Regions from separate parts of the Homo sapiens genome. Here region 1 is linked to region 2. Evidence: chromatin contacts called from ENCODE Hi-C data. All regions are on one chromosome and are shown on one strand. The core of a region is the stretch at or near the end of the contact, and the rest is flanking DNA. Distances in the headings are between cores, read along the strand shown. Region 1 holds the start of FBXO4 (F-box protein 4). Region 2 holds the start of LMBRD2 (LMBR1 domain containing 2).

Evidence for each region. Hi-C counts contacts between places; a loop is a spot of excess contacts on that map. Pooled maps may share reads with other maps.
Region 1: a loop to region 2 is called in a map of CD4-positive, alpha-beta T cell, with 8 times the contacts of the local background. The contact joins the promoter of FBXO4 here to the promoter of LMBRD2 in region 2. A Hi-C loop is called at or near these places in 2 of 168 maps with a recorded cell type or tissue (CD4-positive, alpha-beta T cell and naive thymus-derived CD4-positive, alpha-beta T cell) and 8 of 50 pooled maps.

The regions. Positions count from the first base shown.
Region 1 is chr5:41,922,395-41,928,337 of GRCh38, reverse strand. FBXO4 (F-box protein 4) reads right to left here and starts at 3,057. Exons shown (of 7, transcript NM_012176.3): 1 at 2,840-3,057; 2 at 1,090-1,325. The coding sequence starts at 3,028. RefSeq lists a silencer at 2,620-2,799.
Region 2 is chr5:36,147,557-36,153,761 of GRCh38, reverse strand. LMBRD2 (LMBR1 domain containing 2) reads left to right here and starts at 1,875. Exons shown (of 18, transcript NM_001007527.2): 1 at 1,875-2,206. SKP2 (S-phase kinase associated protein 2) reads right to left here and starts at 1,651. Exons shown (of 10, transcript NM_005983.4): 1 at 1,492-1,651; 2 at 720-991. The coding sequence starts at 1,499. MIR580 (microRNA 580) reads left to right here and starts at 5,774; the gene lies at 5,774-5,870. RefSeq lists enhancers at 1,345-1,534, 1,608-2,591 and silencers at 1,805-1,944, 2,545-2,604.

The DNA of each region.
Region 1 (5,943 bases), core at 1,808-4,307, 5.8 Mb before region 2:
AAAAGAAAGAAATAACTCAGGGTTGTAAAAATGATAAGTACTTTATATGACCATAAATGGTAGTTACTATTATTACTATTCCCTGGGCAAAATCTAATTCCACAGCCTCATATACACTTGATGCAATGGTTAGCTATTGTACAGGTATTGCCTAGCAAGTGAGATACAGCAGCACTTGCTGAGATTATCTATAACAGACAACACACCTTTGAATCAAATAGTCTCACAACACTTGACATAATGGCATCTGTATTAGAATAAGGAAAGGCTCTGAATAACTCAAAATTTGAAAAAAAAATTCTGTATTTTGCTACTGAGTCAAGCACAACAATTTTTAAAGAATAAATATTTTGAAATTTTTAAAATAATGCGTTAAATTTGAGTTTCTCAGAAAAACAAGCTATATCCAGATATATAATGTCATTATATATCTTTGAGGTAGCATAATGGGGTTCCAGTCTGAATAGTCCCTTACAAGCTATATGACTTTAGGCAAATCACATAACCTCCATGAACCTTAATTCCACATCTGGGATACAAAGATAACACCTTCTTGTTGCATGAGGATTAAATGAGTAAAACATACATAAAGCATCCCTCGTAGAATCCAGTACACTGCAGTTGCTCAGTAACATTAATTATCTCACCTACGCAATATTAAAAAATGTCAGTGCTTTTCGGTGCTAATATAATCTTATTTCTCAGAGCCTTTAGAATGGTTTTCTTCTTCCCTGCCAAACAACAGGGGTCTCTGATCATCCTTTTTCTGAATACGGAAAAGTATTTACTTATTTAACAAAATGACAATTGTTCTAAAGATCATGAGACTTTTAAGAAGTCTTTTACTTCTTGCCATCTATACTACTTATAATTATTCAAATACTGGTTAGGCACCACAGGGAAATAATAAAATATTAAAGCTGAAAGGGTCCTATGAAGGAAGTCATTTAACTCCCAGTTTTGACGAGAACAATTAGACCCCAAATCCACGCAACAAATCAGTAGCAGGGTCAGGATTAACTTGGATATTGACTAGTAATACAGGAAAATTTAATAGCTTCTTTTTAATTCATAAAACTAGATACTTACACTGCCATGTAGTCAAAAAATGCACCATCAGTGACCTCAGATATAGGCTTTTTTAAGATTTCTAGATCTGGAAGAGACTTCCAGTCAACAGAAGACCAAGAAGGAAGATCCCTCAACAAAAAGTATCTCCACAGAATTGGATCTCTTACAGTTTCATTCCAATAATGATTTGTACTTCCCAACTGACACAGATCATGAGGTGAAAGAAAGGACAAAATATATAGCTGTACATCAATCTGAAACAGAAGAAAGCAGCAGGTAGGAAAAAGGAATGAAGAAAATAGTTTTTGGGTGATAAACCACATAATCAACAAATAAATAACAAAAGGTCAACTGACTAGTATTTTTAATAACTAAATCTACCATTAATAATTAAATCTATTATTTTCCTGCTATCAGCAAAGGATCATAACTGAACATTTTAGTTTCGTAGTTGTTAAACATTTAATTTCTGAAACACCTGAAACATTCCTGAAAAAGCAACCACTGTCTTGCTATTTTTCCAGCAAAATCACCAGTTCCTTTAATTTTTCCTCAGAGATATTTGGATATACCAGTTAGTTACATAAATTAGTTAAGGAAATAATTTGTCCTTCAAAATAAAACCCATATCAACCTTTATCTGATTTTATCATCAGACCAAATCAAAGAGTGTACATTTGTCTTTTTCTTTTTTGAGACACAGTCTCGCTCTGTCGCCCAGGCTGGAGTGCAGTGGCAAGATCTCGGCTCACTGCAAGCTCCGTCTCCCAGGTTCACGCCATGCTCCTGCCTCAGCCTCCCAAGTAGCTGGGACTACAGGCGCCTGCCACCAAGCCCGGCTAATTTTTTATATTTTTAGTAGAGACGGGGTTTCACCGTGTTAGCCAGGATGGTCTTGATCTCCTGACCTCGTGATCCGCCCACCTGGGTCTCCCAAAGTGCTGGGATTACAGGCGTGAGCCACCGCGCCCGGCCGTAAATTTGTCATCTTAGTTCCTCTACAGAATCTATTAAAATGTTATGAAAAACCTCTGCAAGGAGAAACTTGGAGGCATTCTAAACCTGCAGCTTTCACGTTGATATACACATTGGAGAGAGGTGTCAATAGTCCAAATGAGACAAAGAATTGTAATAATTTTCAATAATTTTTGTTCTCTTCATTTACCTATCTACCCCAAAGTTTAACAATAAGTTATGTGTGTCATTCTCGTGGCCTTGATGTAACTTGAGGCACTTGTAACTTAAGTCATTTATTTTCAACTGAGGGGCCGTTTTGTTTCTTCAAATACACAATAACAGCCACAGGCACAATGTCCTCTTGAGAGGGTAAAAACCTTGGCCCTCCAAGTGTTTTGGTACAGTGATCCGGAATCAAAGACGCTGGGAACAGGGACGCTGGAATGCTTTCCCAAGCTAATCAGCAAGTTGGGAACTGTCTCATTTCCGTAACCGGACATTCAGGGTGTCCTAGTCACATGTGCCTGTTTTGGCGGGTGGAAAACCTGAGGGCGATCGGGAGGGTCCCCAGGGGCCCCATGAAGGTGCTTCCCTGAGATGTTCGGGCCCCCTGCGGAGCACCAGGGTCCACGCCAAGACGCTTCTGATCAACTGTAGCTTCTCGGTGACTACACTGCCAGGAATGGCTGCATGGACGGAGCCAGACCCAGGCCGGGGCGCGAGAGTTCCCCAGGCCCCGGGGGGCTCCAGGGGAGGTCCCTCCGGCCCGGGCCGGCCCCACTGTCCTCCGCGGCCTGCGGCCGACGCTCACCGGCAGCCGCGTCAGGGTGCTGGCCGCCTCATCCACCTCCTCCCGTGAGGTCGTACGCGCCACCCTCTCCTTGCTCACTGACTGCCAGAAGGTCTTCCAGCCGCTGAGGATGGCCGCCTCCAGGCGGCCCCAGTCGCTGAAGGGCGGCGGCGGCGAGTTTGTTCCGCTGCGCGGCTCGCTTCCCGCCATGGCTTGCCCGCAGCGTGGGTGACGCGTCTTAGAGCCACGCTAGCGCGTCAGCCTCCTGCGCAGCTCCGCGCCAGCCGAGGGCGCCCTCGGGCGTTCCGCCTCCCGCTTCTCCCGCGAGTCCGCCTCCAGGGCAGGGTTAGGCCCAGGGGCAAGGGCGGGTACTGGGAGGAAGCCCACTGTGCGTGGCTGTGAGCCGAGTACGAAGCTCCTGTCAACAATTAACTTCCCCAGTAACTTGTGGCCTCAACCTCAGCCACGCCAACCGCAGAGCCCCTGTACAACCTCTGGCCCGCTGACTTCCTGGCTTCATTCAAGATGTTCTCTCCGGGATCATTTCCACTATGCCTGGTCCTAGGCGACTCCGCTTGTTCGATAGACCTCTGCCACTGTCTTGGGCTTAATAACCACTTGCTTCCTTTTCAGCACTACCATACTACGTATGGGGTGTTTTTTGTGTGTGTTATTTCCTCAATCACCAAGTTACCATTTATTTTCTTGAGTATCAGCAAAAACAGACTAGAGAGGCAGTCAGCGGGCCAATTACAAAGAACCTTTTGCCAAAATGAGAAGTCTGGACCCACTATGCAAAAATATAAGCACATTTAAAATTTGCAAGGGCGGCAAAAAACGGCTAGAAGAACCCAGATGTGGTGGTGTTGAAATCCCACTAGTGAGTTTTTTAATTCTCAAACCAGATGCCCATTCTACTTACTTTGGGCTTACTTTAAAAGTGCTTTAAGAGAACGTATTACAAGTTAATCTGTTACATAGAACTGGGTATGTATACATTCAAAAAGTAAATCTCTGAGGATCTAAATGTCAACAGAATCCAAGAAAGCCTGATAACTAAGGTTCTGCAAGGCTCTGTAACATACAAGTTTAAGTTTCATTACATTTTATTATTTGCATGTTGTTGGTAGGGGCCAATAACCAATAAAATTGCAGCCTCGTTTTTGGGAGGCAATCTGGACAAGGACCACGGATTAACCATATGGCATTTCTCATCACTTTCTAGGACACGATTTACTTTGAGAGCAAAAAACGAACTAGAGCAAGAAAAAAAATCAGTTCAAGTATAAAGTATTAAAATGATATCTGTTAAATGAATGAGAAAAACTTTATTACGGAAAATTTTGAACATTTATAAAAGGAGAGTGAATAATATGCTCCTGTGTGCCCAGTATCCAAGATTCCATTACCAACACCTGGTTAATCTTGTGCTGTTGCTATACTCACCTAATACTACACCCCCAATTCTGGATCCTTTTGAAACAAATCCCAGACCTATCATCTGTAAATATCTCAGTATCCGTCCCTAAAAAAAACAGATTTTAAGAAACAGACCACTGTACCTAAGCAATTTTAATTCATTAAAATCACCAAATACCGAGTCAGTGTTTAACTTCCCCATCTGCTTTGAAAATAATTTTTCACATTTGATTTGTTTGAATCATAGCCCAACAAGGGTCACACATTACGGATACTCTTAAAGCTTAAGTTTCATTGTATAGCTCCCCCTCCTTTATTTTCCCTTGATATTTGTTAAAGAAAGCAGGTTGGTCTTTCTGGACCACTCTGGACTTTCTTTTTTCTATATTCTTCTTCTTCTTTTTTTTTTTTTTTTGTTAGTAGAGATGGAGTTTCACCATGTTTTCCAGGCTGGTCTCGACCTCCCAGGCTCAAGTGATCCTCCTGCTGTGGCCTTCCAAAGTGCTAGGATTACAAGTGTGACCCACTGAACACGGCCTGCACACTATTAATGGCATCTCAATAGTGTCTTTAACACATTCGTAAATGGTATTATATACTGAGACTGAAAGCTACAAGTCATTCTCATTTTCTAATGTTCGGAGTGATCAGTGGTTTCACTGGGCTGATCCATTCAAATTTCCTGTAAGTTTTTCACCTCAAAGATAGAGCATTTATCAATGAATATTATTTGCTTACAAGTTATAAAATGTTAGTATTCTAGTTCTATAATTCCTTTTATTAGCTGAATTAAAGAAAAATTTTCCGTCAGTCATTTGATTGTCCTGCTCAAGCCAGAATTAGCTATATTTCCAGAAAACTCTGGCTCATTTTGACGGGAATGGTATTTGAACATGGTTTCCAGGCCTTTCTAGTGTCTTTTATATAGAGAAAACATAACTTCGTGTTATTTCCCATTCAAATTTAGGATTACAGATTGTTTTTACTCTTTGATTTTGTATGTATCTTTTCTCATACACTAAAAATCCTCATTTCTAATTATATTAACATAGTTATGATTAACAATTTAATTACTGAAGAGTTTAAGATTTCTTCACATTTCTTTTTGCCCTTGGATATATCCCATTAAGAATGGACATACAAATTACTATGCTTTAAAGATAACTGAAACATACCTGTGTATTCAAGCCATCAACTTGATATGCAATGCAGGTCGTCTGTTTCATTTTGCTTTGGACTTGTAGGGCTTTTCTTAACTTTGCTTAAATCTCGTTTTAGAATAACATATGTACCAAAGTCAAATGTTGAAAATTCAAGATATATTCTGAGAAATCTAGCTTCCATCCTGGTCCTTTCCATCTGGTTCCTCTCCTCCTGCCTCCACCATAAGTAACCATTTTTTAAAGTTTTGGTTATGGGTCCATTGTTTCTTTTTTTTAACTACACACACACACGCACTTTTATATTCCCTTTCTTAAATATGATACATACACACACACACACACACACATATATATATATACCTTCTCCATTTTGTTTTTACTTAATAAGACCACTCTGTAGCGTTAAACAGAAATATACCTCATGGATTTTTACAGGTACATACTACTCAATCATGTGGCTATACAAGGATTTAGAATAACCTATTTTTAAGTATAGTATTTAAATTTAAATAACCAGTATTTCATTGAATGCTTCTGACTTGT
Region 2 (6,205 bases), core at 626-3,125:
CAATCCATTCTAGTTCGGGGGATAGATCTGGGGAGAAGAAGGTTGGAATTATGAATCCACTCCAATAGTTCAGGCAAGAGACGACGAGAACTTGAGAAATAGTTACCAGAGAAGAGGGAAAGATGCGATGAATGACTGGATGTTGGGGGGCGGTGGGAAGCTGACTGACTCTCAGGTTTTCGGGTTGGGTGATTAAACAGATAGTGTCAGCAGTAATGGAGACAGAACATACCAGGAGAAGCCAATATGGGGGTGGGAGTGGGCCTGGGGAGATGTCTCCCCCACTTAGGTGAACGTTCACTTCGCAGTCCACTGATAAATAACTAAAGTGATTAAGGCAAAAAGATCACTCAGGGGTACAAAGCAAAAGGAATCCTACAAGAAGACCACTGTTTATGTTTCTGTTAAACGGTGAAACTGAGCTGGCCTTGAGGCAGGCAGATTCCCTTCTAAGGAAAAAGGCAGGAATGTCTTCTCATGGGTTAAAATTTTCAAGGTGATTATGCACCAGAACATACATATATATATATATATATATATATATATATCTACCAAGATTCCTGCATACTTGACGACTTGCCCTATTTTGTTGAAAAATAGCTTCAGAATTAGGCAATCTTAAAAGGAACCCATGCTAAAGATCTCTGAACAAAGGTTTCCCAACAACATAGCTAAATCCACCCTTTGCATAACTGACATTTTTACCCTCATGTCCTTACCTGGAAAGTTCTCTCGATTTAGCTTAGGCCTGCGGACAATCACAAAGTCTTTGTCACTCCCTTTGCTCTTCAGCCGTTTCCGTGGGGGGCTCTCCGGGTGGCCCAGGTTTGAGAGCAGTTCCTGGGGGATGTTCTCACTGTCGGGCTCCTCTTTCTCCAGGGCGGAGACCCCCATGCCTGACAGCAGTTCAGAAGTCTTGCTGGAATCCCATCCCCACGTGAAGCTGGTGGCAACGTTGCTACTCAGGTCTGGAATCTCCTGGAGGTGCTTCCTGCAGAAGTGCACAATACCCCCGGTTCCTTTCGAAAACACACCCATAAATAATTTCAAGGCAATTAAAGAAGCTGCAGTTTATGCATTGTAGGAAACCTTCACAGCAGCTAACAGAATCGCATTTTTTATGTGCCTGCGGCGAGTTACCAAGAAAACGAAGAAATGAAAAGAACAAATCGAGAAGGCTTTTTGACTTACGATCCTGCAGAAGGCCTCAAGAATTTCTCCCAGTGGAGGGAACAGACAAGGAGAGAGACAGGGCAATCATACACTGATTGAAAACGGTGGCAGAAAAGCCCAATTAGGGAAGCCAAATAAAACCACACGCTGATCCCCGCACTAAGGCATCCATCCATTCACACTTTCCCCAAGAAGGGGCTAAGCAACCATTCACTTAACAGCATTACTAACAATATTAGCCAGTAGCGATATTCGCGGCCTAAAAGAATTATTAAGAGGGTCCATTTCATGCTCTTCCCCTTTTTGCAATCCGTTTACCTGTGCATAGCGTCCGCAGGCCCGGGAGTTTAAAATACGTGCATTAACTGCAGAGCTGCTCGCCTCCCAGATTCCCGCTTTGGCGCGCGGCGGCTCCGAGCGTGCTGCTCGGGCCCCCAGCAGCCAGACCCGCTAAGCCTAGCAACGTTCCATCCCCACTGCGCGCGCAAGGCTCTACAGCCCGCTCTGCTTCGCGGCCGCACTGAGGCCCAAGGCCTGCTGGGAATTGTAGTTTCCGTCCCGCTTCGTAGTCCGACGGGCTCGCCCTTACTTCCTTCCCTTGCAGCTTTACCCGCCTTCGAGATACCCACAACCCCCCGCGGGAGCGGGACTGGTCGGCCCACGGGGTAGGCGGGGAGGCGGAAGCGGGCGGCGCTACGGCTGACTGGGAAATGTCAGCCGCTGGACTGTAGACGGATTTTCCTTTCTCGGGAGCCCGCAGGCCTTCTGGTGATCGCCAGCGCTGTCGTCTCTGAGCGTGGATCCCAGAACCTGGACAGCTGTGGCGGCCGCCGTTTCCCGGTCCCGTCCAGACGCTGTCTGGCGAGATCGGACGGTGAGCCTAAGGCGGAACGCGTGAGGCGCTTTTGAGTCTGGGGTCCGGGGCCGAGAGCAGGCGGAAAGAGAGGGGACCCGGCAGACCCCGAGTGGCCGCCGCTGCGGGGCCCAAGTCCTTGGCTGCTGAGTGGTGACAGTAGCCCAGCCCGCCGGCCAGGTGAGAGGCTGCGAACTGCTGGCGTCGCACCTGTTCGTCCTTTTGCCAGGAAGCTTCTTCCTCCGTCGGGGAGAAGGCGGCCCTAAGAATTGGGTCTGTGGACGGGATCCTTCCTTTATCTGTAAAATAACGCACAACAGCTAAACACGCCGTTGGAACGAGAGACAATGGTTTAATTTTAGGGGAGCCGGAGACCCCAGCGGGTCCTGTGTGGTGGGAAGGCTGCGCATGCCCTTGCAGCCTTGACAGGTCTCATAAATAGCAACATGGGAATAAATGAAAGGACTGTATTTTGCAACGAGCTTTACCCGTGCACGCAGGGGGCCTCCAGCAAAGCCATTTGGTTGCTTGCTGTCGCTCAGCTGGCTACGTGTGTTTGCGTCGCCGCCTAAAAGCGAGCTGCTTTCAGCCTATCTCTGCTGAGAAGAGTTTGGGGGCAGTAAGAGTAGGGAGCGTGACATATTCCAGGTACAATGACCATGCGAAATCCATTGGGCAAACTATACTACAACTGTGACCCCGGGAAAACAGTGGAAGAGGGAAGGGGGATGAATTCTAAGCCTCATAAAAATGAAGATTTATAAAGTTCATAAGGAAGCATAACAGCTTCATCGCATATTAGAATATTCAGTGATGCTGTATGACACACCCTCTGGTTTCCTTGAAAAAATGATTCGCTCTGTAGTGAAATTAAACCTCCCTTGTGCAGGTATATGCTTGTTTCAAGCTTGGTCCTTAGCTTGAAAAGTAACTGCCTCTTGAGGAAGGAATTCATGAACCTTTAGCTCGTTCTTGAAAGATGAGATTGGTGTAAAGAAGGGATCTGTTCACAACTTGGTTTTGATTGGAACTAGGTGCAGAATCCTAGGCTAAGCCGTTCATCAAACTAATGTTATATGGAAAGCATTTTAAAATGCAATATCCTGATGTTTTACAGAAAGTGACCTTTATGTTACTTTGGCTAAGGAGAAAGCATTTGCCTTTGTTTGAAGCTACGTCCTTTCCCTGAAGATTGCAACTCATAGGAGAAAATATTTTTGACACAAAAAATTATAGTTTCCTTCAGGAAAGGGAACAAAACAGAGAGAGCCTGTAAGCTAATGGAGGAGAAAGAATAAACAAAAATATTTAAGATGCCATAATGAGAATAAACAGTTTTGAGATGTAAAATAATTGGGAGAGCCCACTTCAGATATAGATCTCATAGATAGGAAGGTTTAATCGATGAGATGATTCTAAATTTAAAGATGAGAAATATCTTTGTTCAGTCTTGGTTTTACTAGGAGTTACCTGGGAACTAGAATACTTGCAACATCTGAATTAGTGAACACAAGATCCTCTCTAGGACTTCAGGGAGAGCCTGTCAGTTTTGAAATTCAGTTTGATAGTTTGCCCCGGTAACAGACATACTTCATCTTCCTAATATGGGAATAATTTTTTTTTGCCTTCCTTCTAATCATGACTATTGCCTTAATATAATAAATGCAAGTTTAAATTGGTACATTAGATTCTTTTTAACGTAAGGAATTGTGTCCATTGAAGACGAGATTAGTAGGTACATAGAGGTTGCTATCTGGTCATAAAGAACTGCATTGTGATTGCTACTGATGTATCTTATTTTTTCTGATTAATTTTATTTTTATTTTTTGAGAAGAAATTTCACTCTTATTGCCCAGGCTGGAGTGCAATGGCGCAATCTCGGCTCACCATAACCTCCACCTCCCATGTTCAAGCAATTCCCCTGCCTCAGCCTTCCTGAGTAGCTGGGATTACAGGCATGCGCCACCACGCCTGGCTAATTTTGTATTTTTAGTGGAGACGGGGTTTCTGCATGTTGGTCAGGCTGGTCTCGAACTCCCGACCTCAGATGATCCACCCACCTCAGCCTCCTAAAGTGCTGAGATTACAGGCGTGAGCCTCCGTGCCCAGCCGATTCTTACATCTCTTTAAAAGGAAGACGGTCCACCCTTCTTTGTTTCTCCATCCTGCTGTCTAGATGATGATAGGATTCCTGGAGTTCCAGCATCTGTCCTGGAACATAAGGATTAAAGCCACCTGCTAAGGATGTGGACTATAGAAGGGGCCTGGGCCTCTGATAATCTGCTAACTTGCCATAACCACCTATCTCAAGACTTACACGAGAAATAAATTCTGCATTGTATAAGTCTGTACTATATTGGACTTTTCTGTTATGTGTAGCCAAACTAATCTTGAATAATGTATTTCCAGAACTGATAGTCTCTGTGGTGGTGGCAGCTACCTGTTTACATAACCCTTATCACCCCCTAATGTATTTTTTTTAATTGCCTGTTTCTTCCCACTAGACTTTTTAAGGGCAGGGACTTTGCTTGGATTTTTCTATCTCCAGCCCCTTGAACAGAGCTCACCATATAGTAGGCGTTCAGTAAATATTTGCTAAATGAATGAATGGTGCTTGGAACTAAGTAGATCTTTAATTCATTGTAATTTAATGCTCTAAGATAGGCAGCTTGGGGCAAGAACAAACGGATTCTAATTTACTCTATGTTTTCCACTTTTCCCATGTAGAGTACAGTCATATATTACCCTTAAATCAAGTAATAGTAGTATAATCTGTAATGTAAAAAGTTTGCGTTAAATTCTTTATTAAACATGACTAAGCATTCTGTCCTGATATATCTAAAAGAAATGGGAGAAAGTTTCTAATTTGTTCCCTGTGAAGACTGAACAAAATAAATCATTAAGCAATTTAAATTGCATTAAGAAACTATGTCTAGATTAGAGAAGAGACATGTAATTATGATCCAGGCTCTGTAGTAAAGATGCCTCTATTTGAATCCCAGCTTTACCATTCACCAGCTCTGTTAACTTGGACAAGTTACTTAACCTCTCTGCACTGTTTTTTTTCTGTTAAGCAAGGAAACGAACAGCCCTTTCTTACTAGGTTGTGAGGTCTAATTTGATAAAGCTTGGCAGGTACTAGTATTAATACAATGCTTAAAATTTAGTGAACACATTCTAAATGTTAGCTATTCGTTTTTTGAAATTATTTTATTATTAGGAAGGACTTTACAGATTATTCTCTATCAAAATGTCTTGCAATTTCTATGTATGAAATCTTTAAGAATTCAGTAAAATTTTAGTTCTTTTTTCTTATATGCTTACATGATTGCTACCTCTTCTCTTCATGCCTTGCAAAAGGTAAAGCAGGACAGTATGCCACTGTCCTCAGGGGCTTGTCACATTTTGGAATTCAGGTTACCTGGTTGGTTCGCCAACTCAGCTCTTAGGTACCTTTAAAAAATATTATGATGGTTTTTTTTTTTTTTTCATTTTTCGAGTGGGAGTAATAGTCTCTTGCAGTAGTCTGTGTCCTAAACTGAACTCTCTCATACCTGAAATCTTTAAATATGTGAATAACGATTATGTTTGGAAGATTTAAATTTAATTATTGGTGGAAAATTGTTGACTTAATCATTCACTTCTAATTCTGGTTCTTTTGATTTTTCATAATTAGGATTTTGAGTTGTCTCCTGGTTTTTATTATTTTGCACATATCTGAGTAAAAATACAGATATGTGAAGTTAGATAAAATTTCCAATTGGAACCTAATGATTCATCAGACTCAGATATTTAAGTTAACAGTATTTGAGAATGATGAATCATTAGGTTCCGGTCAGAAATTTTTCATTCAGTTTCAGAATCTTTGGTTTTGACAAAATTGTTGTCAGTGTTTTGTTTGTGTTCTGATCACTTGGTACCCATTCTCTCTCTCTCTCTCTCAAAACATTTGGAATTCTTCAAACTACAAAATTATCTTAACCTCTGAAGTTCCATCAAAGGGTATTTGGCCTGAAAAACTATTATCAGCCGTAAAGTACTCAGGAAACAGTACTTTAGTCAGTAACATTAGTCAGTAACATTAACACGCTAATTGTGAAACCATTATAAAGGCATTTGAAAGTAATATTGAATAATATTTTGATGATTGGAAAAAGATTGAATTGGATTTTAAATGTT